Regions from separate parts of the Homo sapiens genome. Here region 2 is linked to region 1. A link is a contact called in ENCODE Hi-C or POLR2A ChIA-PET data. All regions are on one chromosome and are shown on one strand. The core of a region is the stretch at or near the end of the contact, and the rest is flanking DNA. Distances in the headings are between cores, read along the strand shown. Region 1 holds the start of LINC02018 (long intergenic non-protein coding RNA 2018). Region 2 holds the start of LINC00960 (long intergenic non-protein coding RNA 960).

Region 1 (3,161 bases), core at 566-3,065:
CTTGTTTCCACCACAGGGCCTTTGCATATCCTGTTCCCCAAGCCCTTCCCATGGCTGGCTGCCTCACCACTCAGGCCCCAGTTCAAATACCACCTCTTTGGGGAAGGCTTCCCTGATTCCCCGACCTTGGTGACTCTTCTCCCCAGTTGCTCCATTCACCATTTCCCTGTTTTATTGGCTTTAAAGCCACTCTCATCTGGTCTTTTCTTGTTTATTCATTTATTTGTTTATTCTCTGGCTCTCCCATGCAAGCAGAGCCTCATCTATCATGGGTACTGCTGATCCATGGTGCCTGGCTCATGGAAGGCATTTATTAAACATTTTGTGACTGAATAAAAACACCAGCTAACACCGACATGCATTTACCATGAGCCAGGCACTGATCCACAGGCTTTTGTACTCAACGCTGACAACAACCCTAAGAGGTAGGTATCATTATATCCCCCATTTTATTAATAAGAAAACAATAGCACAGAGAGATGCAGTCACTTGCCCAAGGTCACACAGGGCCAGGGGTTGGGCCAGGATTCGAAGCAGGCAGGCTGTCTCCTGGGTCTGAACTCTCAACTACTTCACCCTAATCAAACAATCTCTCTGGTCAAAAGTGAGTGATAATAATAGTACCCACCTCGTCAGTGTTGAGGGTGAGCCGAAGTTAGCATTCAGTGTGGGCATGTGAACAACTATAGTCAATATTGAATGGAGACCTATGATGCTTTTATGAAGGTTTCTATTTTGGGTTAAAAATGCACAAATTTCTCCTGACTAAAATTGATCTCTGAGTGCTAAATATTTTATGTCAATGGAATAACGCAAATGATTAAGCAACACCCCATAAAATGGGGCAGACCCAGGGAGGAATATATATCCGAACTGACTCATCCCAGTGAGCTCACTGCACATGAATTACAAATGGAGAGGGGTGCATTAAGCCCCTCTGCTGGCAGAAGGGAGGCTGCTGCCTGCCAGGCGCCTGTGCTGAGAATGGCAGGTCCCCAGGGAGAGGAGAGGCCACCCCCTTCTCTGTCTCTTCCATCACAGGCGTGAAAGCCTCAGCGCATGATCCGATTCTGTGCAGTGCTCGACATACAGATGAGAACACTGAGGCACGAGGGACAGCCTGTGACCTGGTCACCGTGCTCAGGATGAAGTGGTTACCCGCGGGCCTGAGGGCGCTGACTTTTTAGAATGGGCGAGGGCAGCTGTGTCCCAGTGACCAGAACGATTACTACCTTTAAAAAGTCGTGAAAATGATCGTGAACTGTACCCCACACCGAGCACGCGTCTGCCCCCCCAAGGCGGTGGAGACGCCCTCATCTTCCGCCGCCAGCTCGCGGGGCAGGAGGGGTGCGAGCGACTCTGGCCAGGCCCCAGGGACGGGGACCGGGTCTCGCGGCCCTGACCGGGGAGAGCCCAGGAACTCACGTGGCAGGAGCGCCGGGGGTTTCAGCACGGAGACCCATCCCGTCTGCCCCTGGACTCCCGCGAGCCCCGCGGGCCTCTCCGCTCGCCCGCCGCCCCCCTGCCAGGGGAAGGAGCGCAGCGTGCGCGCCGCCAGGAAGCGGCGCTCGAAACTCTGCAGCAAGAGTTCGGTCCCCGCATTCTCCTCGGGCGCCATGACGTGGGCGGGGCCGCAGCGTTGCCGGGAGACCGGGCGGAAGCCGGGCCTGGACTGAAGAGGGGGTGGGCCCAGGGCAGTGCGCGGCGGCAGAGAGGGGGCGGGGCCTGGGGGTAGGGTCAGGAGGAGCGTCCTGGGGGCGGGCTGTAGGGCGGGGCCAGGATGAGCGTTAGGAGGGCGAGGCCTGGGGTAGGGCCAGGATAAGCGTCGTTGGGGCAGGTCCTGGGTAGAGTCCAGGTTGGCGGGTCCTGGGGCGGAGTCAGGATAGGGCGATCCTGGAAGCTGGGCTTCAGAAGCGTCCAGGTTGGTGGCGTCCTGGAGGCGGTGCCTTGCGTGTGGGCAGGATAAGAGTCCTGGAGGCGAGCATTAGAGCGGGGATAAACGCCATTGGGTTCAGGAGGCGGGACTCAGAGCAGAGCCCAGGAGACAGGTCTTAGGGTGGGGCTAAGGCCAGACCCAGAGAAGGGCTCAGGAGGCGGGGCCGGGGCGGGGGGTTGACTATGTCGTAGCACATGGCCAGGCGGTGCGCGGACTCTGGGAGGCAGAGCTTTGGACGGGCCGACGTGGGGAGGGGCCCAGGGTCCAGGAGGCGGGGCCGAGTCCGGGCTGCCAGCTGCGCTCAGGAGGCGGGCCCTGGGAGGCGGAGCTTAGGGAGGGGCCGGTGTCGGGAGGGACCCAGGGACTGGGAGGCCGGTCGGGGCTGGGCTCAGGGGCCGAGACCTAGCTGGGCTTGGGGCGGGGCCGAGACGGAGCGAGGGATCCAGGGTGTGGGAAACGGGGAGGGGTTTGAGGAGGGGATCGGAATGTGGCTCAAGTTGGGAGGCGTTACCTGCGGAGGGTTTGAGGCACGCCCAGGAGCGAGCCCACGGTCGGCCGACGCGGGGCCAGGGGCGGGCCCCAGGATCCGGAGCTTCGGGCGGGGCCGAGTCTGGGTTTGGGGCCCGGGAGGCGGGGCCAGTTAGGGCGAGGGTCCCTGGGATCGTCGGGTCAGGCCTTGGGCTAACGTAGACACTCTCGCAGTACCTCCGCCTTCAGGAAGGTCTTTTTAGCAGGGGCCTTACAGGTGCACGCTTCGGTCCTGGAGGCCTTATCCTAACCTCTCCATCAGCGCCACCCGTCTGGGGCCCGAAAGGAGGGAGCTTTCCCTCTGTCCTCCAGCCTTTGGACTGTCTCCAAACAAGCCATTCGTTCACCAAATACTTATTAAGCACCTACCATGTGCCTGACAAGGGAGATGTAACGGTGAGAAAGACTAGGTGTGGTCTGGGCCCTCCAGAGGCTCAGGGGCTCGTGGAAGAAGTGGACATTGAAGTACTTATCACACAAATGAGTATAAAAGTACAATAGCGATATCTGCCACAAAGATGAGCAGACAGAGCTAGCGGGGCTTGCAGGAGGAGTTTTGATCTTGCAGGGACAGGAAAGAGGAGTTAGCTCCTGCGGGGTGGGATGGGGGGGTGGTGGTGATATAGACGTGGGGACAGAGTGGAAAACAACAAAAATATAATTATTTTAGTTCAAAGTTATTGTGTCTTGAGTTGAA
Region 2 (3,068 bases), core at 520-3,019, 240 kb after region 1:
CTCAGTCCGCGAAACACTGGGTCGGGGCAGAAGCCAGGCCAGTTCTCCTTTCTGCGGCTCGATTCCTCTGCCTCTTCTCTCACTATCACTTGCCAACCCGTGTCCCACCAGCCTCCTCGCCAGCACCATGGAGCGCCTTGCAACTAAATGTAGACCCGAGACCCCGCGCAAACCGGGGTGCTGCCCTTTCCAGGCAAGAGGGAAGGCAGGCAGAGATGAGGACAGGAACGGAGACAGAGTGGGACGGAAGGATGGAGCTAGGAAAGGATGGATGGACGGAGGGACCCTGGAAGGGAGAGGAAGAGGGAGAGAGGGAGAAAGGGAGGAAAAAACCAGGGCAGGGAGGGAAGAACAGAGGGCAGGATGGACCGAGGGACAAAAGGAGCAAGAAACAGAGAACCGAAGGCAGACAGAAAAACGGTCTTCTGCCTCCAGAACCAACAGGACCCAGCAATCCGGGAAAATGTTGGGTGCCCAGTGCGGGCTAAGTGCTGGGCCCACAGCCCCGTTGGCCGGTGGGGAGCTCAGCGGCCCTCCGGATCGCCAGCCTGGGTTACTTCATCCCAGAGCGATTCAGACGAATTCCGTTTCCGAAGGAATGAGCGAATTCCCCAGAGAGCAATGAGCGGAGACTCGGGTGGTTGTCTGTTTTTCATCCACATGGTTCACAGATGACATATCCCCACGTTTAGCCCTGCAACAGAGCGCGAGGCGGATAGTCCCATCCACACAGAAGTCACGCTCAGGCCAAGTGAAGCGTGATTCTGGATTCCACGTTTCTTTGCTCTCTGCAAAGGTGCCTGTTACTCAAGTCTCTGCCGCCCCCGGAAAGCGTGACCATGTTGACTGTTTCCCGAGCTCTGTGGGGACCCAGAAACTTCCAGGAATGCGTGGAAGACCAGCATCGTGTCGGTGCTCTCCTTTCCAGTTTTCAAACAGGCTATATCGAAGACTCCCCATTTTGCAGAAAACAGGAATCCATCCTCAGGCCGTGATGCACGGGACGTTTCTTTTTCTCTGTGCTTTCGCTCTCATTGTCTACATGAAAATGAACGAGATCCACACACCTGCGTGTGTGAGACTATCACGGCAACTATGACACCCACGCGCTGGCAATAGAGTTGGCAGCCTGATCCCAGGACAAAGGTACTGACGGACATCCAGACACACCCCACCACAATCACTAGCAAACCCACTCCCAAACAGACACATACGGGCGCACGCGCGGGAACACAAGCATACACGCAGACACACAAAGACACAGACAGCTTGAAGAAGAGCAAGGGACAGAGGGATGGAGAGATAGAAACGGAAGGAGAGAGAGAAACAGCGATAGAGAGAGAGACAGAGAGGGACGGGGAAACTGCGAGAGAGAGAGAGAGAGAGAGAGAGAGAGAGAGACAGAGAGAGAGAGAGAGACAGAGAGGGACGGGGAAACTGCGAGAGAGAGGGAGAGAGAGAGAGAGAGAGAGCAAGGTGGAGAGGGAAGTAGAGAAAGGGAGAGGGTGAGGGAGCTAGAGAGGGGGAGCAACAGAGCCTTGGAGAGGGAGGCTCTGCTCTGGTAGACAGGGGACCCTTTGGCGAGGGTAGGGTGGAGGGTGCCTGGGCCGGGCTAGAACAGGAGGGCAGGGCCGCCCACGCGGGAAAACCAACGGAGCCCTGAGACGTGTTTTTACTTGGATTGGTTGGTTGCTTTGGGCGTGCGTTTCCTAGCGTCATTCCTTTGTTGGCTCCTCCCTGTCCTCTTGGTGCTGTGGGCCCTGAAAGTTGTCGAGTGCGCCTGTCCCTGTGGTGGGAGCAGTGGCGCCGAGCGTGCCCACGGGCCGCCGCTTGGGTTTCTCTCGTGTTCAGGGTAGTATGGACGTGGACAATGGCAGTGGCCCCTGGCTGGCCCAAGAGCCGGGTCCAGATACGCGCGCCTGATTCCAGGCGTCATAACCAACCCGGGGCCGCGAGGCTGGGATCAGGCACCCCGGAGCCGCTTGCCCGTGGCCGGGCTGCTCTCCCCCTCTAAGCCTAAGCACCGCCAGTCGCGGCGCTGCGCTTTCCGCCGACCTCCCAGAGCGTCCCGCCGTCGCCGGCGGCCAGCCTCGCGCAGGACCAGTGTGGCGCCGCCCTGCTGTTGCTGGGGGGCGCCCGAGGCCTCCATTCCTTGCCCAGGCTTCCGGCTCTCGGGGCGGCCTCCCTTCCGCCCACGCTCCAGGGCTTCCCCGGCTCCCGAGCTCCGAGCTTCCACCACATCGGCCGGCTCAGGACAGGTATGCTCATCCCGTCACTTTTTAACTTTTTGTTGTTTCTATTTATATTTTATTGTGCTATGTCTTGAAATGTTGTTGTAGCTATTACTTTTGATTGGATATTATTTAATATTCCTACTTTGAATAAGAGTAGTTTGCACACCACACAGCTATAGTGTTATAATATTGTGTTTTGTTTTGTATCCTATTAGCAGTGAGGATTTTTTTACCTTTAGGTGATCATTTATTGCTCATTAATGTACTCTCTTTAGCATTCCTTTAGGACAGACATGGTATTCATAAAATACTTCAGCTTTTGTTTGTCTGGAAAAGTCAGTATTTCTTTTTATTTGAAGAACACTTTCACTGTATATGCTATTCTAAGGTAAAAGTTTTTTTCCTTTAGTACTTTAAATATTTATTGCTTCTCTCTCCTGGCCGGTAGGGCTTCCACTGTAAAGTCGGCTGCCAGACGTGTTGGAGCTCACCGGTATGTTACTTGTTTCTTTTCTCTTTCTTCCTTTAGAACTTTTCTTATCTTTGACTTTTGGAGGATCTACTGAACGCTTTGAAATAGTCTTTTTGGGGTTAAATCTGCTTAATGTCCTATAACATTTTTGTAGTTGGATATGGATATCTTTCTCTAGGTTTGGAAAGTTTTCTGTTATTATCCCTTTGAATAAATTTTTCTACCCCTGCCTCTGTCTCTACATCTTCTTTAAAACCAATAGCTCTTAGATCTGTCTTTGTGAGGCTATTTTTCTAGATCCTGTAGGCATGATTTGTTGTTTTTATTCTTTTTCTTTTGTCTCTTCTATGTATTTTCAAATA

The links. A loop is a pair of places that touch in the nucleus more often than their neighbours do. ChIA-PET counts read pairs that join two places held with the same protein, here RNA polymerase II (POLR2A). Pooled maps may share reads with other maps.
Region 2: a map with no recorded cell type shows a loop between it and region 1 (9-fold over the local background). The contact joins the promoter of LINC00960 here to the promoter of LINC02018 in region 1. A Hi-C loop is called at or near these places in 1 of 37 single-sample maps with no recorded cell type and 1 of 50 pooled maps. POLR2A ChIA-PET finds 5 or more read pairs at or near these places in 1 of 52 experiments (WTC11).

The regions. Positions count from the first base shown.
Region 1 is chr3:75,433,493-75,436,653 of GRCh38, forward strand. It overlaps LINC02018 (long intergenic non-protein coding RNA 2018), which reads left to right and starts at 1,816. Exons shown (of 3, transcript NR_151705.1): 1 at 1,816-1,921. It also overlaps the pseudogene FAM86DP. RefSeq lists enhancers at 1,080-1,139, 1,850-2,029 and silencers at 1,370-1,779, 2,100-2,529.
Region 2 is chr3:75,670,512-75,673,579 of GRCh38, forward strand. It overlaps LINC00960 (long intergenic non-protein coding RNA 960), which reads left to right and starts at 1,770. Exons shown (of 5, transcript NR_040005.1): 1 at 1,770-2,258; 2 at 2,683-2,727.